Regions from separate parts of the Mus musculus genome. Here all the other regions are linked to region 3. Evidence: chromatin loops called from intact Hi-C (ENCODE). Cell type or tissue: left cerebral cortex. All regions are shown on one strand.

The links. Hi-C counts contacts between places; a loop is a spot of excess contacts. Peaks named below come from ENCODE experiments on the same cell type or tissue, not always from the same donor. Only the 100,000 strongest peaks of a DNase experiment are listed, where the experiment ranks them.
Region 1: a loop joins it to region 3, with 3.0 times the contacts of the local background. A loop is called at or near these places in 14 of 42 quality-filtered maps.
Region 2: a loop joins it to region 3, with 2.7 times the contacts of the local background. A loop is called at or near these places in 5 of 42 quality-filtered maps.

What each region holds. Positions count from the first base shown.
Region 1 is chr2:142,808,379-142,816,378 of GRCm38, forward strand. The region is part of intron 12 of Kif16b (kinesin family member 16B); the gene reads right to left. Among named protein-coding and RNA genes, the nearest start is that of Kif16b, 89 kb to the right of the region's middle. In left cerebral cortex, a CTCF peak has its summit at 4,865 (motif pointing left); a DNase peak (open chromatin) is centred at 4,852; H3K27ac peaks cover 546 bases.
Region 2 is chr2:140,496,592-140,504,591 of GRCm38, forward strand. All of the region lies in intron 3 of Macrod2 (mono-ADP ribosylhydrolase 2), which reads left to right. Among named protein-coding and RNA genes, the nearest start is that of Gm23846, 60 kb to the left of the region's middle. In left cerebral cortex, a CTCF peak has its summit at 4,534; DNase peaks (open chromatin) are centred at 1,298, 4,543 and 7,106.
Region 3 is chr2:142,250,558-142,258,557 of GRCm38, forward strand. It overlaps Macrod2 (mono-ADP ribosylhydrolase 2), which reads left to right. Exons shown (of 19, transcript NM_001013802.3): 12 at 5,964-6,074. Among named protein-coding and RNA genes, the nearest start is that of Gm25583, 610 kb to the left of the region's middle. In left cerebral cortex, CTCF peaks have their summits at 1,158 and 3,576 (motif pointing left); DNase peaks (open chromatin) are centred at 3,561, 4,195 and 7,158; H3K4me3 peaks cover 283 bases; H3K27ac peaks cover 943 bases.

The DNA.
Region 1 (8,000 bases), 560 kb after region 3:
TTCCATGTCGAGGATGGAGAGGACTCTGCCCTTTGATGGCATGTGAACAGTGCCATTTGTCCAGCATCACCTACACTATAACTAGGACAAGAAAGGGTATTACCCTGTAAATTTATTAGCAAGAATTGAGGTTGTAGAGAGGCACATGAATACATAAAAACCTATCTGAAAAACCAGATCCAAAAAGGTATGAAGACTCCAGACTAAAGAAAGTACAACGTCCTCACCTTGACCCCATAGCACTGAGGTGAAGATGACCCCATTCACCTGTAATCTCACCACCTGGTATATGCATCAAGGGGCCAAGAAGCAGAGAATTCATAATTGTTCCAGAGCTTTTGACTTGGCTTAATCCCACTTAGCCTTGACCCTTGTTCAGTAGCTCAACTCTTTACCACTAAAACACCTCGCTTCTTTAACTCTTTGGAGCCATTCTATAAGCCCCCCCCACACACACACACATGCATGCATGCATACATAAATGTAAATAAATATATATGACATATAAAATATATGTAATCAAATAGTTAGTACTTTATATAGACTACCTTTGTACACAGTCCATGACACTAAGGTAGTAGTGGCTGCTAGACCCTAGTATAAGGAGAAAACTTAAGCTCACAATGATAAGGAGTTAGGCCAGGCTTCAATACCATATTCACAGATCATGGTAGACATTAACTACCACCCTTAGCCCTGCACTACAGGGTAGAACAGTGGGGAGGGTAGGAATTGAACTTTAACTGTGTATAACTTCAATAGTACAAGTGTAAAGGGCCTAGGACCAGTCAAGAAGGAAAGAGCCCCATGTAGACTGAGGAATGTTTCAACCTTCATGACTGCCAGCGGTACCACAGTACTACCAACCTTATTCTAAAGAGACATGTGCCTCTCCTTTTGGCTATCAAACTGTTGAAATAATGTCTCCAAATAATTAGAATATCCCCAGGAATTTCATTCTGGGAGAAGGTGGCTAGGGGCAGGTGACCACATAGAAGAGGAACTTGTTTCCCAGAGTCCACACAGTTCTGACAAGTTGTCTTGCAAGGGACTGGATCTGAGACAAGGATGGGTCAATAATAGGCAGGACCACACTTCTCCCAGGACACTACGTAAACCTAACCCCATGTCAAGCGCCCAGAAAATGAATTTGAGACAGGGTGGCAGAGAACCCCTCCAACAGTCTCTCTTCCCAATATGGTCCCTGTATTTTACTATAGCTTCTCTCTGTAGTTAGTAGATAGAGGGTGGGTACTGCCTACTGACTTGACATCCTACCCTAGCCTTGCCAACCTAGTACTTGTACACTTCCCTGAGCAAGAGCCATCATCACCTCAGAACAGTTTTCAATACACGCTGGAGGGCCAACCTGGGAGCCTAAAGAATTGACATCAATACTCAGTTGATATAAAGCAGCATTCGAACTCAAAGAAACTAAGCCCACCACTCACATTTGAATGCCATTATCTTTTAAGAGAGCAGTTTCCTTTAACGAGAACACTGCACCTTTTTTTTTATAGTTTAATAACTATGGACCCCAATTTGTACTGTCCACAAGGACCCATTTGTGGCTGTGGGGTCATCCACTAGAGTATGATCCACCTATCAGGCAGGAGTCACACCCTTAAAGAAAACTGACTCCCCCTCTCCCAGAAGTCATCAACTGTTCAATAGCTTCTCAATTAGGGCTTGGCTCAACAATGCCTTCCCACTCCATGGTAGAATGTGGAATGGTTTGAGAACACCACCTTTTTAATAACTGCAACAAAAGAAAATAAAGAAAACTAAAAAGAATTCAGAGCACTTTCATTGTAAAGAATCACTTCAAAAAACCACAGGTTTGTAACCTTGAGACACCAAAGCTAAAGGAAGACGTTTCTCTTAGCACCAAATATAAATCCTCTCAGAGAATAAGTTGGGAGCAAAAAGTAAAGGGAATGTTGAAGATTGCTGAAGTTCTTTTTTCATTATTATTTTAATTAGATATTTTCTTCATTTACATTTCCAATGCTATCCCAAAAGTCCCCCATACCCCCCCCCATTCCCCTACCCACCCACTCCCACTTCTTGGCCCTGGCGTTCCCCTGTACTGAGGCATATAAAGTTTGCAAGACCAATGGGCCTCTCTTTCCACTGATGGCCGACTAAGCCATCTTCTGATACATATGCAGCTAGAGACACGAGCTCCGGGGGGGGTACTGGTTAGTTCATATTGTTGTTCCACCTATAGGGTTACAACATAAATAATAGAAAGCCAACATTCAAGTGGAAACTGAACAACACTCTTCTCAATGATACCTTGGTCAAGGAAGGAATAAAGAAAGAAATTAAAGACTTTTTAGAGTTTAATGAAAATGAAGCCACAACATACCCAAACTTATGGGACACAATGAAAGCATTTCTAAGAGGAAAACTCATAGCTCTGAGTGTCTCCAAAAAGAAACTAGAGAGCACACACACTAGCAGCTTGACAACACACCTAAAAGCTCTAGAACAAAGGGAAGGAAATTCACCCAAGAGGAGTAGACAGCAGGGAATAATCAAACTCAGGGGCGAAATCAACCAAGTGGAAACAAGAAGAACTATTCAAAGAATCAACCAAAGGATGAGCTGGTTCTTTGAGAAAATCAACAAGATAGATAAACCCTTAGCCCAACTCACTAGAGAGCACAGGGTCAGCATTCTAATTAACAAAATCAGAAATGAAAAGGGAGACATAACAACAGATCCTGAAGAAATAAATCCAAAACACCATCAGATCCTTCTACAAAAGGCTATACTCAGTAAAACTGGAAAACCTGGATGAAATGGACAAATTTCTAGACAGATACCAGATAACAAAGTTAAATCAGTACCAGGTTAATGATCTAAACAGTCCTATATCCCATAAAGAAATAGAAGCAGTCATTAATAGTCTCCCAACCAAAAGAAGCCCAGGACCAGATGGGTTTAGTGCAGAGTTCTATCAGACCTTCAAAGAAGATCTAATTCTAGTTCTTCACAAACTATTCCACAAAATAGAAACAGAAGGTACTCTACCCAACTCATTCTATGAAGCCACAATTACTCTGATACCTAAACCACAGAAATACCCAACAAAGATTGCTGAAGTTCTAAAGCAAGCCTGCTGACTTTAATTTTGAAGGTGTTCCCCACTCTCATATCTCAAGGCATCTCTTCCCTCCCCTGTCACATACCTACAAAATCCCCTTTAGTTGCTTTAATATGGCACCCCCACACTCACTGAAGGAGCTCACTCCTCTAGAGTAATGCCAGGAAAGCTCATCAACAAACAGTTCCTAAAGTTTATACATATTTATTTGCAACTTTTTGATATAATAAAGTTTAATGCATCCTGTGAAGGAAAGAGGGACTCGGGAACACACCAGACTGGTCATTTCTATGTAGGATGCTGAACTGGAAATCAGAGAATAATATTCTGACCTCAGCTTGAACACCCATTCCCTATGTAATCCTGAGAAGTTGCAGCAGAAACCCTGTGTGCAGGCTCTACACTCCCAGTGTCTCATGACAAGGTTGGATAAGATCAGCCCTAAGACTTCATCTACTTCGAATACTCTGTCATTAATTCAATGTGAAATGAGAGAAATGAGTAAGAAATTTCAATGCACTACTTAGACACTTCAAAAGAAATACTGATGGTTCAGATAATGAAACTAAACGAGAAAAGCGTCTTCAGAATATATGAGCAGAATTTAAATTAGCTCACTATTTTCTTTCAAGCAGTAATGAAGAAAAGGAAGTATTAACTAGGAAATTAAGGTCTGCTGTTCACACCCTTTCTATAGCTGGGCTCTTCTGTACCCCAACTGCTAAACTACACTCCCTCAGTTTCCCCAGCAGCCTCAGCTCCTAGGAGAACAGATGCTTTGAGCTCAAGCCCTGAGAAACCCTTTTCTACCCTGCTCAGGGCTCCAACCGACAAAGCGGCTTTACCACTATCCCTCCATTCTCACAGCAACCTAATGAGATGCTATGGGCCCCATTTCACAGATCTTGAAACTGAACGACATAGAGTCTACGTAAGTCACCCATGTCACACAGCCACCATCTAGCTGAGCGAGGTGACCTTCAGCATTATTTTCTGCCACCTTGCAGTGTACCTGTGCCTGCTGGCAGTGCCTTCTGCCTGCTGCCATGTAAATGACGAGAGAGTTAGGGAAAAAATCTTAACCTGAGCATTCTTCTAGAAGACTCTTGGCTCTCAATATATGAAGCCAAAAAGAGAGCTCTCTCTCTCTCTTTGAGCACATTCACTAATTCGGACAGCCTTAAACAAACAAGGAAGGTTACAGAACAAGGACACAAGGCAAGGGAAGTTTTAATTCTCTTAAGAACTCCTTAGAGCCAAAGATGAAGAAAGAATGGTGTAAACAGTCATTGCAAAAATGATTCTTATGAAGAGAAGCACATAAATAAAAAGGGAAGGGCATGAGGGAGGGAGGGAGCAAAGGAGGGAAGGATGAAAAGGAGGGAAGGAAGCAGGCCAGCTTTCTAAAAAGAGCCAATCAGAATGACCACCTATGACACACATTAAGAGCCACCACTTAAATGTAAAGCAACTTCAGACAAAGTATTTCAGAAGGATGTGAATGGAAACTCCAGAATATGAAGATGCGTTCCCATCTCTGTATCAGGTGTCAATGTGGCTTCAAGAAGGCACCAGCTAAATAACCCCTAATGCTAGAATCTCCACAATCTGTCTCCACAGACTCTATCTAGAAATCACTGGTGGCCTCTTCAATCCCCTTTAGCAGTACATCCTGTCCTTGCAGACAGCTTCACTGCCAAAGATCCTAGTTAAGAGCTATGGGATTTGTTTTCCCTAACTGCAGTGCCATCTAGTGGTAAAAACCAAACCACTCCCAACAGCACATCTACTCCAACTATTCTCAAGATAATGAATACTGTAAAACAAGAATGTGGGTTGCTCTTAAAACACAATGGCTTTGCCCATAGTTGGGACTGCCACTTGTTAACTCGACAAGCCTCCCTATACAATATGCAAAATATGATAAGATTAGCTTCCCGAGAAAAGACACATTTGGTTGTTGCTGCTTTTGCTCTGATATTGTTTACTTTAAAAAAATGTATTTTACTTACTAACAGCAGACTGTTACTTTGTGATTCTGAAGACATTCAGAGAATTCTTGTTAAATCTAACAAAAAAAAATTACTCTGGCTTAATATAATAAAAAATACAAGTCATTTGTTCTAAATCAACTTTCAAAAACTCTGAAGAATAATTTAAATGCAAGTGAAACTCATTATATAATAGCTACTAGTTTCAGTATATCTTGTCTAGTCTACATGTTAAAATTATGCTCTGAAACATGTGAGTTGGCCATGTTCTCTTTGTTTTTATAAACAAGATCTCTGTGACTACCTTCAGCACCTCAACTTTGGAGTTATTCAAACCACAGACAGCATTATCACAGCCTGAAGAAGACAGGAGGAAGACCAACACTCCCTAACAAGCAGGTCTGAACTGAAATCAGGTTAGAGCGTGAAAAGCTTTCTTTGAAAGTGTATAAGGCTCCTGACCTGGTGCTGAAGCACATTGAGTGTACCTCTGATCCTGCGCCGTATGAATAAGGATGCACTATCTAAGTAACAATAATAAATAATGATGATAAAGTAGTGTAAATCATTTCATCAAGAGGATGCAATTGATGGATAAGGATATTAAAGAACATTCTGGATAAGTGAGCTGTGGTTGACAGAGTAGGCGAGACCTTTGCCTGGATTGTAGGAGATGCATGTCTAAAATGAGGAAGAATTCTAAGTAATTAAAACAGACCTGGAGTTTCCTACTACAGTCATGGTCATTACTCTCCCATTTAACAAAAATAACCTCTGCCTGGCTAAAAGTAACAGCCATGGCTTGGAGGCAATGGCTTACAAAACAAAAGTAGGGAAAGGGATAGGCCAAAAAATTGAGCAGTCTAACTCAACAGGGCGAGAGAATGGAATGAAGCAAAGGGAAGACCCAAAGACCCACATCTGGAACACTGCCCAGTATGCCCAGGCAGTCCTTAAAGGCCATGTGACCATGTGAAATGAGCTGGTGGCTGGATGAGTGGCGTTCTCTGGGACAATAGAATAGTTTACAGGGTAAAGCAAACATGAGAAAGGCACAGGACCCTTCAGTGATCAGTGACTGGGGAGATTAAATATTAGGACAGCTCACTTGATAAGGTCTGAGGGAATCATTTAAGAAACATGATAATTAAAACTGGAATGGAGAGGTTTTTACATGCCATGAAGAAATTCAACACAGAATCATAATATGATACAGCCCCACGGTCACTAGATAGACTGACACTAAAGCTGAGTTAACATTGCTGGAGCTACTGGACCTCCTGGCAGGTAACACTGGAGATGGTATGAATATCCTGGCGGTTATGTCCAGTGTCTGCTAAAGCTGAACACGCATCTACTCTATAACCCAGCATCTACTTATAAAATATTCCTTTCAAACAGATGTGTATATATTCATTAGAAGATACCAATCACAAGGCTCAGAGCAGAGCTTTTTTTCTTATAGCTCCAACAAGGAGCAACCAAATGCAAAAAGAATGAATGAGTTCATTGTGGTAGGCCCACCTTACATAACATTATACAGCTATAACACAACCAGGTATGAGGCAAGTTGGTTCAGTCCCTAAAAACTAATTGTACAGCAACTGAGGTAGCTCACAAACATAATACAAGCAAGGTAAGCCAGTCTACAGAAATATAATCAAGGCCAGATTTCAGAAGTCAGGCTAGATGACTCCTTAAGAGAAAGGAAGAGTAACCCAGGAGCTGTGACAAGGATTCTAGAGGACAGATAATACTGTGTGTCTTCACCTATTTCCTAAACATGGTTATGTTTTGTTTGTGATGACTCATCACTGTACACTTGTGATGTGCATATTGTTGTATAACTGCTAAGACTGAGGCAAGGTTCTAGAGGGACATTTGGGGAAAAAAATAATGGTCAGCGGCAAGAAACAAAAACAAAGCCCTAGCCACAGACCACGGAAGAGGGAGAAAAGTGGCCAAGTGTCTGTGCCCCACATAATTGTGCACACACCCACAGAACTATTTGCAGTTTCCTAGAAAATCAAGTCCTCCTCTGATAAAGACCATCCCCAGAGCCACCTAAGCCAGCAATTCCAGCTATGGTTGGAAAAACTGAGACCAAGAACAAAGAGCACAACTTGATCAAAGTCATAGTAACCAGTGACACAGCCAAGTATAAGCCAAGTCAGTTTGGATACTAGACAGATTCTTTTCTAAGGCCCATGACCTCACTAACCCTGGAAAGCCGGTTAGGGTTCCAGTATGGCTATGAGTTCCCTCCAGCTGAATGGGTATTAAGTCCCCCTGCACTGTTGTTGGCTGCCACTGACAAGGGAATTTCACTCACTGCACCTTTATACATATCTTGCCATGCTAGTACTGAAAACCTAGCCAGCTTCCCAGGGCTAGCGAGGTTGTAGACCTTAGAAAACAATCTACTTGGACCACTCTTCTAGACCATCAGAATTCCTTACCACATTCTAAGTGTTATACACACAGATAGCTACCACCCTGAATCAAAGCTTCTCTGTATAACAAATAGAGACCATCACAGATGCTGAGATCAACCTGTCCGTGGAGCAGCCAGCTCCAACAGACTGACATCACAGCTCCTTAGTTTATGGCTCAGGAAACACTGTGAAAAGGAGAGTGGAAAGATTTTAAGAGACAGAATACCAGGAACTTGTTGTGAAACAATCTCTCTTAGACATGGCTGAATAAACAAGACCAGAACAGTGGTAAAGTTAATGGACACATGAATGTGGAAGACGAAAAAGTTTGTGGGCCCCACTGCTAGACACAGAGCGACCAGCAACTAATGAGTAATTAGCCTCTCCCAGAGATGAGCCCCTATTGCTGCCCAATGCAGAGAGTGCAGAGTGGTCAGTGCTGAAGCCATAGACACACAAACA
Region 2 (8,000 bases), 1.8 Mb before region 3:
TGGATACCACTTAGTTTTTTTACAGGATCACAGTTTATTGAACAACCAATACATTTACAAACTACATCAGTTTCATTGCTTGTAATTTACCAAATAGTCCTGATTTCTTTTAATAGCTTCTGTTGGCAAACACAGGGTTTTATCACAATATTAATTACTAGTAACATTAATTATCAGGTTACATATTACATATCACACATTAATATATAAAAGACTTTAAAATGGAAGTGAACAACATGGTGTTCAAAAGGTAAAACATTTCACCCTCTAAGGAAGCTCATTGAGAAAAGAAGTAAACAACTAGAAAGCTTCAGGAAGTCCCTGAAACTAACCAGATTCACTAGGTTATCTCCTCCCCCAACTTCTTTCTCTAAGTATATATAAGTAATGTACTGCTCAGAGACACTTTCAGACAATCTGAGGTGCTTGGAAGAAACATGAACCAGCTAAGTTTCCTAGAGTAGGCTCAGACCAATTGAGTTGCCTGGAAAGAACATGAGTCTCCTACCTGTTTAGTTGCCTACTGGTTATACTTAGCACTCCAAGTTTCTAGCTTAGTGGGCTGCTACCCATGCTGAGGTACGTTTCAGTTATGTAGCCATGTTTATGTTGTTTCTGCCCCTGTAAATAACTATTTACACATGTACCTATAAGTTACCCCAGTAATATGATTTGGTTCATCAATTTGGACCTTGGTTATATCTCTCCTCTGCTCTGTTTTTCCCTATCTGGGGTGAGTAAATGTATATTCACATCTGAATGAGATGCCACTCAAATTCTTGGGCATTGGAATACTTTGTTTCCAGTTGGTGGCTCTGTTTGGGCAGACATAGGAGATATGGCCCTGATGGAGGAAGTGTGACATAGGGGTGAGTTTTTAGAACTTAAAAATGTGCCATTTGTCTCTTTGCTCCCTCCTTGTAGTGTGAGATGTGAGGCTCAACTGTTTCTGCCTCCATACCTTCTTGAGCTTGCTGCCATGTATCCCTACCATAATGCACTGCTATCCCTCTGAAACTGTAAACTAAATAAATCCATCTTTCTAAAAGTTGCCTTGGTGGTGGTATAATATCACAGCAATATTAACTAAGACAGCATCTCACTAGGAGTAGTGTCACATGTCATTTGGTCTTAGCCTACTCCTTTTATAAATCCAGGTGAGGGCATTTCATCTAGTATGATTGATAGGCTCATACATCTGTTTTTTACGTGATTTGGTGTATATTCCAGTGTCATCCTTTGTTGGCATACATAAGTGATCAGTTTGTGCCGGCAGAGTGCTGGCAGATGGTGGTTACTCACTTGCATAAACAAGATGTGCAGAGTCATTCTTTCTTGGCACTTACACTCTTGGTGAAATAACTCTGGTCAAAGCTGTTACTTTATAAAAAAATCATTCTTGGCTAGTCTGAAAACTGCAATTCCGTACAACATAAGAAAAACTTAGAGCAGGCTCAATTTGATTTACTCAATGAAACTGTAGAACTTTTGTATGTAATGAAAGTTAAATTATTATTTCAAAATTGATTACTATGAGTAATAATTTTATAAACCTCCTGGGAAGTAGGAACTAAAAGTCTATGGCTGTTATACAAATTAGAAGGGAAACAAACACCCTCTACAGAAAATTATATCACAAAGGGAAACAGAATGGGTTTTTAATAATTACTTAATTAGTATGCTACAATGAAGTGACTATGATAGCCTTCGTTTTACAACCTGACTGGATTTGATGGCTTAGTAAACACACCTCTGGCTGTGATGTGTCTTTGACAGTCCTTTGCCTGCTCCTTCACTGCTGTGATGCATGTGACTGCCCTTCTTCACCACATCCTACCATAATGAGCAGACAGATACCTTGAGCCCAAAATAAAGCCTTCTTTCTGGAAATTGTGTTAGGCAAATACTTTGTTAGGCATAACTAATGTGGCAGTTGTAGCTAATAACACTGCATTATTTACTGAAAATTTGCTAAGAGAATTTACATATCTCCCCACCTTGCCCTTGGGTGAGGATCAAAGCCAAGGCCTCTGGGTGCTAGGGAAGCTATATCTCCAGCCCATGTCTTTTCAGTGTGTATCTACACAAAAATTTAGTGCAAAGTGTGGTTATGCTAGCTAGCTTGGTTATAGTAATATTTCATAATGTATATGTGTATTAAAACCCTTAAGTATGTTTACTATATTTATATTGAACTATTAATATATTATTTTAAAAGTATATACCATCATATATATTTATTATTCATCAATATAGATTAAAATGGTACTTTTTGATATTTTGAAGTAAATATGAATACTGTACTTTTCAGAACAAATAAGAAACATCCTTTATTTCTCTTCAAAAAAAAAAAAGTTTTTTCCACTAATATCAAGCAAGCAAGAAAATATTTGATACTGTTAATGATCTGCAAAACCATTTATGATGAATAGAGGATGTTAATATTTAAACTATTACTAGATTTTAATAGAATGTCCATACTTAAATATATTTTATATGGAAATGAAAAAAAATGTTAGGATGGCATGAGGTAGTTACTTATTACTTTGTGTCTTTGTTCTATTGATAGTTACTGTGTTAATACTGTTATTTAATCTAAGGCTGTATTATTCAGAGATTCTATCATATATAAAAGAAAATCTACAAAGAAGAAGAAAAGCATTTTGTAATAGAGGAATATGCTATGTCTTGCACATGCATTTGTTGTTTGGAAGGAAAAACTACTGTTTATATTCCAATATCTACAAAAGACATTAAAATGGAAGCCTGTGAAATTTAAATAGGCATTTTGTTTTATGAGTTGTGTAAGCAAGTGCCTGAAAACATAGTCAACAAGACCAGCCAAAAATAATGTTTTTCTCTTGACGTAGTATGGAATTTAATCTAGATATTCAGTTCATCCAGAAAGAAGTACATTCATTTGTGTGCAGTGCTGAGACCCTATGCTAGAGTTGTTAATGTGCCTTGTGATACTTGTTGTCTTTTCAGTATTCCTTCATCTTTTCACTGCTGGTATAAAATGTCTGCTTTTCTGCTGCAGAGGGTGGTTAGTTAGTACCTGCATGACCTTTGCTCCAGTTGCTAAGAGATGACTTCCACAAACCTTTGATGGGGAGCTGCCTGCCTTTTCTCTCCTTTCCAGCCCGGGCATGGTCAAATGGAATGCACCCTTAGAAAGTTCTTTTCATCAGTCACCAACAGTCTTAGCGGGGATAGGGAGCTAGTGGGCTCCTGTATTTACCTGGGACTTCTCATTCACCTCCCTTCTGTGTTGGAGAAACAAAGACACTTTAGCATGCTTTCCTTGAATGGACAACCAACCTTGCTACTTTCTACCACAGAAAGAAGAGTGCTTTTCCTCAGTTTAGTTAGTATTGGGGATGTGTTGTGGGTAGGGAGTTTTGTTTTGTTTTTACTAATTAAAAGACTGTGGTTCCAGAGATGATTCCCAGTGACCATGGAATTTTATATCTATTGAGTTGTATGGGACAGAGACATATAACATTTTCCCAGTACACTAGAAAATTTACTTCTCTATTAATCCGTGAGCCTTGGCCAGGACTTTAGCTGAGATACTTCAGGTTCCTCAACCATGAAATAGCACAAGAGCCTGGGGATGCAGCTTAATTGGGAGGAGCTCTTGTCTAGCATTTAGGAAGTTTTCGCTTTTGGACCCCAGCTCTGTATACATCAAGCATGGTGGCTAAGGTCTGTAATTCCAGCACTTAGGAGGCAGGAGCAGGAGGACTGAGCTTCAAGATTATCCTTGGCTACATCTTTGGCAAATTGGAGGATAGCCCTGTCTAAAGTAGATGGTGCCTTATCATAAACAACACCAGAGGAGTAAAGGCAGTGTCTGTAGCCCACTAAGTCTGCGGTTAGTGACATCAGGTCTGAGTCCTGGCTATACCATTCCACATCCTTTCCTGTCCCTCACCTTTCCTCCCTCCCTCTCCTCCTCCTCGAAAAGTTAGATATGCTCTCTCCTGGTGAGCTGCACTTATTAATTTTGTTTTGGGCTCAATATTTGTTTGTAAAAGGAGACAATTTTGTTATAAAATCGGAAAGGGATTTTGTATGTAAAAAGCATGCTAGAGGACACATCCCATGCCCTAAACAGAATATTTTTAAATATTACTCATTTTAAATAGAAAGTCTTCCTTTTAGCTTAATTCTCTCTTTACATTAGCCTCATCCATTCATTTGCATAACGAGTCTGTATAGTTCTTTCTGTCTACTAGGCTCTGTACCAAGCATGATTCAAGTATTTTCTTTGATTCTTAAAGATACTTTTAATGTGAAATTGAGTTATAAACAACCTAAAAGCACCCCCAAGACCATGCTGCTGGGAAGTAACAGCTGGCTGGCTTCAGAACCATCGCATTTATGTTGCATACTTGCTTGTGTCACATCCTTGCTTTGGTTTTCCTATTCACTGTCTTGTTTCTTCTCAGGGAGATTGAAGAAGTCTTGTGCAAGCTCGCTCTGCTTTGCCTTTTGCGGAGCTCCAGGCCTGCCAGAGGTAGCATGTTTTTGTCACCAGGGTGTGCTGTGATTCCACCAATCAGAACTTACTGCAGGTGCTGTGAAGCTGGCTGGAATCTCTCCATGTCTCTGCTGCTGCTTAGGGATCACAGGTTTTTCAGCTTAGAGCTTTCTTATCACCTGGGCAACTGCGGAGGACCCCCCAAGTCATTTTCTTCCTGTTCTACCACCCGTCCATGCTCATTGGCATCCTCCTGTGAAGAAGGGAACTGGTGTATCTTGCTGGCAAATGGCTGTAGCATGCCTCAATGTTTCCAAAGAGCTCTGTCGTATAACATTGTGATGCATCAGCCACACACGTTATCTTACTAAGAAAACTAATGGTTTTAAAAGTCTGATGTCAGTAACATAATGTGATATTGGCAACTGCTGCCACTTCCAAAACTTGCATCTTCTACCTGCTAAATTCATGATAAATTTGGAATTGATCAGAGCTTCACTAAAATGCTTGTGTATTTATAAATATGTTTTTATAAAATAGAGAACTTTATTGTTATGCATAAAGAGTATCTGAAATTCATATTTCACAAGTCCATTTTATATTCACTTGTGGGTTATAATAATACTCAGAATGTTTATATAGTAAGGATTATAGAAGCATAAATTGAGCGATCCTTAGGGTGGGTACATATAACATACATACAAAATGTCCGAAAGTGTCTCTGGCAGACTACTATAGCATTATAAATAAATTAGTACAACTCCTCCCTTCTTTTCCTCCTTCCTTCCTTCCTTCTCTATTTGTTTGAATCCCTACATCCTTTGAAAGTAGCCAGACTATGAATTTGATGAGGGAGAAGCTTGCACAGTAACTCGTAGGAATCACGTTATTCTCATGGCAGTGTAACCTTGTCTTTAGGAGCTGGTCTTGTACACTTTCAGTAATTAATCACTAGGTAGTTTTCCTTGAAAGGGCACTTGTTTTCACACTGTTCGAGGGATTTATCAAGAGTCTGGGCTGTTCTGGGAGATATTCTGGGAAACGCTTTACATTACTTTGTCAAAGAGACTCCTATTTCCTGATAATCCTGTCTTTAAGCAAGCAGAGTTTGTGTAGCCACCTAGCAGCAACATTCAGTTTGAAGATAGCATTTCACATGCTTGATAAAATAGTGAAATCACCGACTAGCAGGATTCTTAAGTGAGGCTGACATTTTACAACACTGTGATAATTTTGTTTAATGTGAACATTTTTACAGTGTCTAATATGTGTGGAATTTGTGTTCAATGACCACTTGTGTGAAGGAAAGAAAAACCAATGCAAGAAATTCCAGTTTGGTAAAAACATTTTTTACCTTTTTTCCCCCTTAATGTGATCACTGAATAGTATCTAAGTTCATGCACACTTTAAAATGTGAAGCCTTGGTTGAGGCCACTGTGAAATAAGCCGTTTCCATAATCACGTAGATTTATGATTTTTTTGCATATCTAAAATTATTTTTCTAGAAAAGTTAACAAATTCACCTAGAATTAAATATGTAATTGAAACTATCTTATAAACAAGATAATGAATTGATGTTGGAAAACTATATAGATGAGAAAATGGATGGATTGTACACTGCACAATACCCCCTCCTCATTTTATCTAAACTTTATGCTTTTTGTATCTTTCATTTCTAGAAACTCATATTTTTAAGGATGTTTTAGAAAAAAATCCTAGTGCTTGAATATATACATATGTATTTATGAATGTCATTAGCTAAAATTGCTTTTTTTGTATGCATGGCAATTTATGAGTGCCTTAAGTAATTGGGATATATATAAAAACAGACTTTTTTTAATCTTCAAGGAATAATCAAAACCGAAATAATTGTTGTATGAAGATGTAGTTATTGCAAATGATATATTATACACTTTTCCCATTTTCTTAAAGCCTGGACTGACATCACTGCTTGTTATAAGTTACATTTTTAATAAAAGTACTTACTGAATTTTAACATCCTAATAGGATTTTCGGCCTGCTCACCATAGAGTTTTCTTAGTCTTTTGGCCCAGTCTTTCTTTTGACATGTTTTGCTTCATTCACTTATTTTTTATGTTTTACTGCACCTTCATTCAATTTTTATCCCCTCAGCTAATAGGTGGCACCCCCATGCTTTCCCTTGTTTGGTATTGGGATTAGGTACTGAATGCAAGAAGACAGGTCCTGGGCTAGGATGCATCTTCATAGATATTACGGTAGAGCCACGGACCAAGTAATTGAAGTACATTAAGTTCTGTATTTTTGTAATACTGTGGATGGAACTGAGAACTTCATGTTCACTAGGCAAGTGGTTTGCCACTGCGCTGTATCCTAGTCCTATAATATTGTTAAACAGTTGGATGTTTTTATTTTTATACTAGAAAACAGTTCCTATTTGTTCAGTGACCTTTAGAAATAGCCTACATGTTTTGTTGATGAAGACAGTTGAGAGCAGGGAGAGACACCCATACCGATGTGTTCTTTGTGTGAGCACAGCTTTAGTGGCTCTGAAGTATGGGAGCACTGCCCACTGTATGGCCTCACTTTTGCCTACAGAATACTTCTCATTTCCACACAGTTCTCACAGGGCTCATATGTTTAGTCATCCGGTATCGCAGCTTGCAGCTCAGTTTCTACAGCTTTATTTTCACTAAAGATAATTACAGTTTGTCTTGAGTCTTTGCCTTGTCTCCTGGCTGTAGTGTTCTCCAGCTTTCCATGGTTTCCTTCCACATTGTGTTAGATACAAGTAAACGTTAGTTGATGTCATGCTTAGTTTTTGTTGATGACCCACTTCAGAGTTGGTGTTCAGAAACACTGTTAATTTAATTATGTGTTCATTTCTCATAGATGTCAAAAGTAAATCTTTGAGGAAAAATTGACTTGTTTACTTGTGTTTACTCTATGTGCAATTATTAATAGTAGGTTAAAAATGTTTACTAGAGAATTTTAGACATTCCAGTTTCTAATGTTTTCTTAGCAATAGATTCCCAGGTAACAGAGTTTGATAACAGGAATACTTAGAAATCCAGGGTGAAGTTTAACTCCTTTTTACATTTTCAAAATTAATCTTTTCAATATTTAATATTTACTAAATTTGTAATTGAAAACTACATACAATATTTCCATTGTACTTTCTTAAATTTAAATTCTCTGTTAGAATTCTCATGGAAAGTTTGGGCTTCTGAAAGATTTATTGTAAATGTGTATAGTTTTCATGTTACCTTCCACTAGAAATAGAGATTTGTATCTGGAAGGTAGGACCTGTGAAGGACTAATAAAGAGAGATGTTCATTTTGTTGTTGTTGAAGAATATAGTTCTATGAATTCCATTTGGAAATTGGGGCTAAAGTGTCAGGATTCAACTTTGCCAAGTTATCTTCTGCTCTGTACATGAGCTCATCTCCCACAATGGTGATGAATCGATACATTAATATTTAGCCACTTGTTTGAATGAGTTAAACACGCATCTTCAAGGTGAAAACAAACTTAC
Region 3 (8,000 bases):
AGGGGCTTCACTGGAGCGTGTGATAGCCAAGCACATAGGTGATAAAAAGGAGGCACCAGCAGGCAGCAGCTGCCAGGAAACACAGCTGCAGAGCACTCAGGTGAACGCCTATTTATCTTTCCTGAAAGACAGGCGTGAGGTTTCCCTTTCACAGGAGTCAGCCAACTTGGAAACTTCTCACCAAGAGATCAAGCAGCTGGTGACACCCTCAGAACCCAAACTATAACTGTTTGGAATTAGTGTTTCCTCCCCCTCCCCCACCCTAATTTCCCTCTCTAATTTCCTCACTCCTCCCGGCCTTTGGATTCCAGAGAGATGGAACAGAGCTGACCATGGTAGATACTCTCATTGATCATCTGGGGAGAGAATACATGCAGGGCACCAGGCTTGAGCTGAGGTGGGAAGAGATCAAAGAAACATGACAGCGATGTGCTGTAGGTACTCCTAGCCAGCTGCAAAGGATGTCTTGGGAAGTAGGTATAATGTCTGTGTGATCCATGGATTGGGTGAGCGGATTGCCATCTGTGTGCATCTCCAGGTCTTGGTGGTTATATTGTAGTCTGGAAGAGGCAGGAAGAGAATGGTTTTTGGTTTTTGGTTTGTTTGTTTGTTTGTTTGTTTGTTTGGGGGTTTTTTTGTATGAAACTCACATCAACATGTCCAGAGCTGATGGAGAAATAAGTGGATGGTTATATCTGCAGTTCACTCTCCAGTGTTTCAGACTTAAAACAAAAAACAAAAAACAAAACAAAAAATTCTCCCTCCTTTCATTCTTGCTGTTTAAGATTATTTCAATACAAAAAAGTCTTTTTATAAAATGTCAATATTTATATTATTATGCTATGTGAATGTATAAAGTATTTTAAAAATTTTTTAGAATTGTAGTATTGGACCCACATGGTTCAAGTATCAAAAAGTTTGGAGTCTTTGAGTTCTTTATTGATTCAGAGAATTCATAGGAGATAGCAGCTTTGCCCTCAGCTTAAATTTTAAAGTATAACTTTGTAAATTTTGTCTTCCCAGAATTTTACCATCATATTTAGATAATAAATATTAGCTGTCTTTCCAGGGAGGCAATAAAAGATTGATCTTGGGACCCTTTGCAATAGCTCTTCGTTAGCTGTGGCAGTACTACACAAAGTGCTGTGGTCACAGCTGCTTCTTGAGGCTGTTAGAAGAATTACACTTAATAGTCTATACAGAGTATTTTCAAACTGAATAGAAGGTAGGCAGCAACCAGCACATGCTAGCTGTTGCTCGCATAGCTATGTAATTAAACAAAGCACAAACATTATCATACTAATGTCAGTGGCAATCTTCAGGACCATTTCCCTCTTATGTAATCAAATTTCATTTCCAAATGTGTGTTTCTAGACCATTTTGAAATGTGTGAAATGAATATATAGATGAGAAGAAAACAAATTCAGGCAAGACTGATCTCCTTCCACATAAGACAGAGCTAGCTTAGGACTCTGTTGGTTAAGGGCCTGCCCTGCAAGCTTAGGAATCAAGTTTGGTTCCTTTGCAAAAATGCCAGGGGCAGTACTGGGTGCCTGTAACTCCACCTAAGGAGGATTGGCTTGGTGGCCAGCCATTCCAGATGAATGAGAGACCTTGTCTCAATCAATCAGTAAATAAGGTGGGTAGGGACTGGTAAGATGGTGCAGTGGTAAGTGCTCTTGCTGCATAGGCATGAGGGTCTGAGTTCAAATCTCCATCACCTGTGCAAACAGCTGGACATTGCCACACTGACTGTACAGGGTCAGGGACAGGAGAATCATTGGAGTTTGCTGACTACCAGTCTAGCTGCAGATTCAGTGAGAGACATTACATCAGGGGACTAAGACAAAGAGTGATATAGCAGGACGCCTGGAATCCTCTTCTAGCTCTGACCACCTTCATGGGTACCCTTATCTGCACATCCATGTACAGATTTACTACATATCACACACACACACACACCTGTGCATACAAGTAGGACTATATACAAGTACCTACAATATACACAAAAGTGTCAACACTTAGTAAGAAATAACAGAAAAACATACCATATATATTACTCAACTATTATCAGTTACTTTCATCAATAATAATGCCAAAAGTTCTCCTGACTTCTAGTTACTTACAAGAAGGTTTTTGGTTTTGGTTTTGGTTTTTCTCATGCTCATGGGAACCTGAGTCTGCAGGTTGTAGGTTGGTCACCTGATCAACTAGATTGGCTAGGATCGGCTAGGTGGTTCCATTTTGAGATGTGAATTCCTTAATCTTGTCCTCACTCTACTCTGGGTCGAAGGCTGTTCTACCTACTTCTTGTCCTCCGTCAACCAGCACCTGACAAAGCGTCTTCTTCCCCATGGCAGACGGTGGAAGCACAAGACACATGTCCAGCTCTGCAGCACATTGAAGTACTGCTGGTCTTATCCACTTGTCTTTAATTGTCCAGGTCAAGCAGCTAAGTCCAACGTCAGGGACGTGAGCTTCCTACTCTCCGACGGAGGACACTGACAAACAGTTATACCGTAGACCAAGAATTTAATCTGTGAACTGCTGTATCTGAACTGATTTGCTTGTGTCTAAAATTCCGGAGACCAGAGTAAGAAAAGGTAACAGCGTGCCAGCGATCAGTACACGTCAGCCCGCTGGCCCAGCAGTAGCCAGGGACTTACCCTGATTGATTTCCCTTCCCTATTTCCGTTTCTATGCATAGCTGTGGAAAGAAGTAAAAATATCAAGATAACACCTTCAGGCCATAATGCTGGGATTCCGCCTTGCCATCTCTCTCAATAGAGAATTAAACACGCACAGAATTCCTGTCACAGCCCAGCGGTGACAGATCCCTTCTTTGAGAATGAATTTATTCTGCAGGCAAAAACTCTCATATTATTCATGTAAACTTCATGGAATGTGTTCTTGCAAATAGCACATGCTTAATAAATATGGTTTAAAAGATAGATGGTCAGAAATAATACTAAAAACACCGGGAAGGAGACAACAGAAAAATTCTTGCTGGTTATTCTGCTTTTTAGGGTGGGAAAATAAAACGCCACATCACACACTACACAAAAGCCATGGAAGTGTATTATCACAAGTGGATAGATGTTCCTACATGTGCAGTAGCTGGGAAACTCTAGCTTCTGTGGGACATTTATTTTTCAGCTAACAAAATAGCCCAGTGCTTCCCTGTAGGTAGGTATTGCTTCACATTTATTGTAACCCTTTTAAAGTCCCTTCTAGAAACCACAAGTTTATATGCCCTACCCCACTTAACTTTTTATTCTTTATATGTTTCCTGTGAAGATAGACAGATTGAGCTGCTCCTTACCAAACACTTATTGGTAACCGGGTAATGAGAGTCCGTGTGGTGTCTTCCTCTCCCTCCACCTCCACCCCACGCATACACCGGCAGAGGCCCACTTTTTCAGTAAGAACTCACTCGGTGGAAGCATTTAAAATGGATGGAAAGATAGAACGCAGCCAGAATGTCCTTCTAAAAGACAGTGAAATGCATGCTAATCTAATTGCCCAAGAGTGCACGGTGGGCTTTGAGAGCAAGTCTTCTGCATTGGCGCCCCCTGCTGGATTTGAGCGTGAATTGTCTCTGAAATTGAAAACGTACCTTTACAGCTGAGGGCATGCTACTCAAGTGGCAAACCCAGCCTACTTCTAGAATACCTTTCTTCCAAGATAAACATGCGAAGTGATTCCTAAGCTGGCTTCCCAAGAGCAGAAATACTCACGTAGAAAATTACAGCTGAAACTCAAAATAGGGAAGAAAAACGTGCCCCTGGGATGTTTGTTAGGGAGATCTATGACCTGCATGGGAAGGCAGAGGAAATCCTGGGTGAGCTGCTGAGTAAACCCCTGTATAAGAGCACTGCATCTGGGCATCTGAATGTGAATTTCTTTTTAACTGCCAGAAACAGTTCCTTACATTCCTAAGACTTGTTTCCTTCTCTGACTGTATTCTCCAGTTAAGGATCCTCTCTGTCTCTGTCGTAGTCACACTAGAAGGGACATAGGAACCAGACTAATTTTAAAGGCAGCCTGTCACCTACAGACTTCAGACCTTTTGTGAAATCTACATTATGAAGTCTGTCTGTTCGAGGAAAGCTGGCAGATCTTCTCCTGCTTGTTCAGTCCATTTGGTAGGGAGGAAGGGAAGAAATAATTGGCTAAATTTTTGGCACGTGTTCTCGAACCAGCTTGGCCTTATTAAGGGAACAAGAACAACCGTGATGGCTATTTCCTCCCAAGAACAAAAATCAGTGCTGTCATCCTCATGAAGATTCTCAACAGCAGGTGCTGTGTGGTGCTGTTAAATATGTCACTTACTGCAGTGGATTTAAAGACACACCGAGAAGTCCCTAGCTTCTCATATTCAAAATTGCTCTGTTCTCCGCAAGCTGAACAAACGGAGTAGATCCTGTACATACTCAGGTATTAATTGACTGCAGTCTTGTTCACAGTGGATGCTGTCCGGTGGATTGCTTTCAGAGTATCTTGGTAATGGGTCTCTCCAAGTTCTAGGGTTGTTGTTTTATCTCTGCTAGTCAAGCCCCCCTCCCCGCCCTCGGGGAGGATTCTCATACGTCTGCTTTTGCATGAAGAACAGGTAGCAAAACAGCCCATGCCTACCTTCCCAGCACTCAGGAGATACAATCGTGAAAACTGCAAGGTCAAGGCCAGACTGGACACAGAGTGAAACCCTGTCTCAAAGCTCAAATCAAACCAAACCAGAAAAGAATGAGCAGCACCAAGGGGTGGCACTGAAAACACAGTAAGATCATAAGTGTTGGTAACTTAGGCCTACTTGTGGGCCAGGGATGGAGAGGGCACGGCAGTCTTTCTGCTCTGGGACATTGGCTAAGGTGGCAACTCTGCATCCTACAAGCAGCTGGGATGGACTAGAAGATGCAACACTGTCTCCCTAATGGGTCTTGCTTCCTCACAGCTTGGTCCCATGGCCCTCTCTGTCCAGGGTAGTCTAGTCTGAACTGCATTGCAGTTATGGCTCCCTTTCCCAAAGGAGAAAGCAAGAACTGTCACTCTGAGGCAGCTCAGAAGGCTCAAGACATCATTTCTACCTTAACCCCTTGGTCAAACAAGTAACAAGACATATTGTGTCCACACAGAAGGGAGTTAGCTGCTGCTCCTGGACAAAAGGCCTTATGATCATTTGTACTTCATATTGCTAGCTTCTTATTTTCAGTCCTCTGTATATAACTACATTTTATATTCCATTCCTGTATCTTCAGATAAGGTAATGATCTACATTGCTCTTTTCACAAAAGTGTTTTTGGAGATCTCCCCAAAATTAATTATAAAATCAGGCCTTTACTTGCCCTTGGGAGTACATTTTCTCTGCCCATGAATTCACAAATTTTAAGACAAAAAAATAATTAGTTGCAAGTAGCCAGCCTCCAATGCAGCCGCCCATTTAGTTATGTTTTTCAGAGTTCTACAGTTGATCAGCGTAATGAATTCAGGACAAAAAAAAAAATTACGCATTGATGTGTTAGACCACCATATACAAGATAAATGAAAATAAAATTTTTGAAAGCACATATCTAACGAAAACATAAAAGGCATAGAAAATCAGCCAAGCTCCTTACACTGAGAATGTCACTTGATTCAGAGCCGGAAAGAAGATTGAAGTAAAACGTGTTTGGCATCTTTGGAGATGGCCAGCAAAAGGAGAAATGCTTCCAGCACCAGAGTGAATATTATTTACTTCAGTGTTGTTTTTACCTCTAGCAAATCCTGGGAGAAGAGACGAGTACAAATGCACCTCTTTATGTGGGGGGCCTCTTCTATTTCATGCCTCTGATTCATCTCTCCGCTGTGCTTTTGGGGAGTCATGGTACATTGCTTGCAATTAATTTCAGTGTCGCGTATTAGCCATAAAGAGATATTTCATACATTGACTTGATTTTTTTTCTCTCCCCCTGTGGTTTTCTTGAAAGATGAAAGTGGTCCAGAGGAGAAGCAAACTGCGGAAGAAATGGAAGGGCAGAGCCAAGAAGCAGGTGGGCTCAGGTTTCTTTTGAGGAATCTCCTTGGTCTCATCCACAGAGGTGAACAACAACTTTCCTCACTGTTATTGCTTAAAAACGCTTATGTCTTTCCAAACCTGACTAACCCAGTGTTCCTTCCTCTCCAGTTCCAGTCACTCCTAAGTTGACTGTGCTCCCGGTACAAAAACTGTACTCTTATTACCGATTCCATTTCCTTCTCGTAATAACAGATTGCCTAGGCCTGCACTAGGAACTGTGGGCCAAGATGGGAAGGAAACACAGCATCAGAGCTCGGGTGACTTAGATAGGGTCAGAATGAGCGGACAGAGTTAGAGGAAGAAAAAAATGAAATTAGAACTACGTGAAGAAAATGAAGAAAAGGCTCTCTCTCCGTACTAAATGGGGTGCTTTTAACTCTCTTGAATTTAATTTTGAAGAGCCATGTGTCTGGCTATCTTTGCATGTTGTAGATGGTGCCAGACAACCAGGGCAGGGCCTCACTCCCGATAGCTATAATATAAAAAACCTTCCTGACATCACCCCTATTAAGAGAAGTCACTGTGCATATTGATTATATCGTGTTATAGATTCTACACTGTAGATTATAAATTTAGCATTTAAAATAATAGCCATTATGGTTCAAAAGAGATTAAAATCATTTTTCCCCATCCCCGGCCCCATTTCTGTCCTTGGGAATGTTGTTAAGGGAATAACAGCCACAATCATTTGGTTTCCAGCCTTACTGCCAAAATAAAAATATCCCCTTCCCTTCAATCTCCAAGTCATTTTCCTTATTCTATTGAGGCCCATGGGGTGGAGCATGTTTTTAGAGTGAGCTCTGACTCCTGTGCCTACTACATCCTAGTCCACATGCTGAAATCTCAAAATTAAACCAGGTTAATGTGATATGTTTTCTACTGAAAACTTCTACAAACTCTTGGGACTGCTTTGAGGAAAGAGAGCTTTTATTATTAACTGAGAAGATGGGGTTGAAGGAGGCTAATCAGAGGATGCCTTGAAGCAGGCCAGGAAGAACCTTGTGTACCTATTTCTGGGTCAGCTGTTCCTTTCCTCTGAACAGAATGAATTTTTGGTACTGTAAACTGTTCTTGTCTGAGCTCCTACCCACTACCCACACACTATTGCACTGTGTTGAAGGTGGGACTGGCATGAAAAGCTGTCACTGTTTCGGGATCACATGTGTTTGTCAGTCAGCTGCTGGCTGCTGAGGACCTGGTCTGACTGTTGAAGTTTTATGGATTTTATTCATTCAGTGTGCTGTTCCAAGCTGTCTTTATTAACATTGATTTTCTTCTATTACTGCACACACACACACACATACCCCACATGCACACATACATGTACGTACATGCACACACACATACATGTTCACACACATACACATGAATACACATGCACATGTATACATGCATGCATGAACACACATGTATGCATATGTACATACACAACACATGCATACATACACATATACATGCACACATCCACATATACATGCACACATACACACATGTGCACACACATACAGACTTACATGCACACACATACACACATGCATACACACGAACACACACACCAATACCTATGTTTTATTCATTCATCCTTTCCTCCTATATCAGTTAGGTCCTGGTAGTTTCTTTTTGGGTTTGTGACCACCATCTGAGATGTCAGAGTGGAAGAGTATGAGCCTTCTCTATCTATTGAATATAAGAGCATTACCACTCAATATGACTCTCTCCTAGGCGTATATTGTAGCATCTTAAGTGTCTTCCTCAGTGGTTCCTCTTGCTCATCTAAGACAGCATGCTGACTGATGGAGACTATCAGTGGGGTCCATTTAGAATTGTGGACAATGCTGATCTGTGCATTTTGCCCTTTCATGGCCTCCTCTGATTAGGCAACAGAGCAACTGAAGACCTGGTTTTGGTTGTTAAAGCCCTGTGACCTGCTGTTAGTTTCCAAAATATC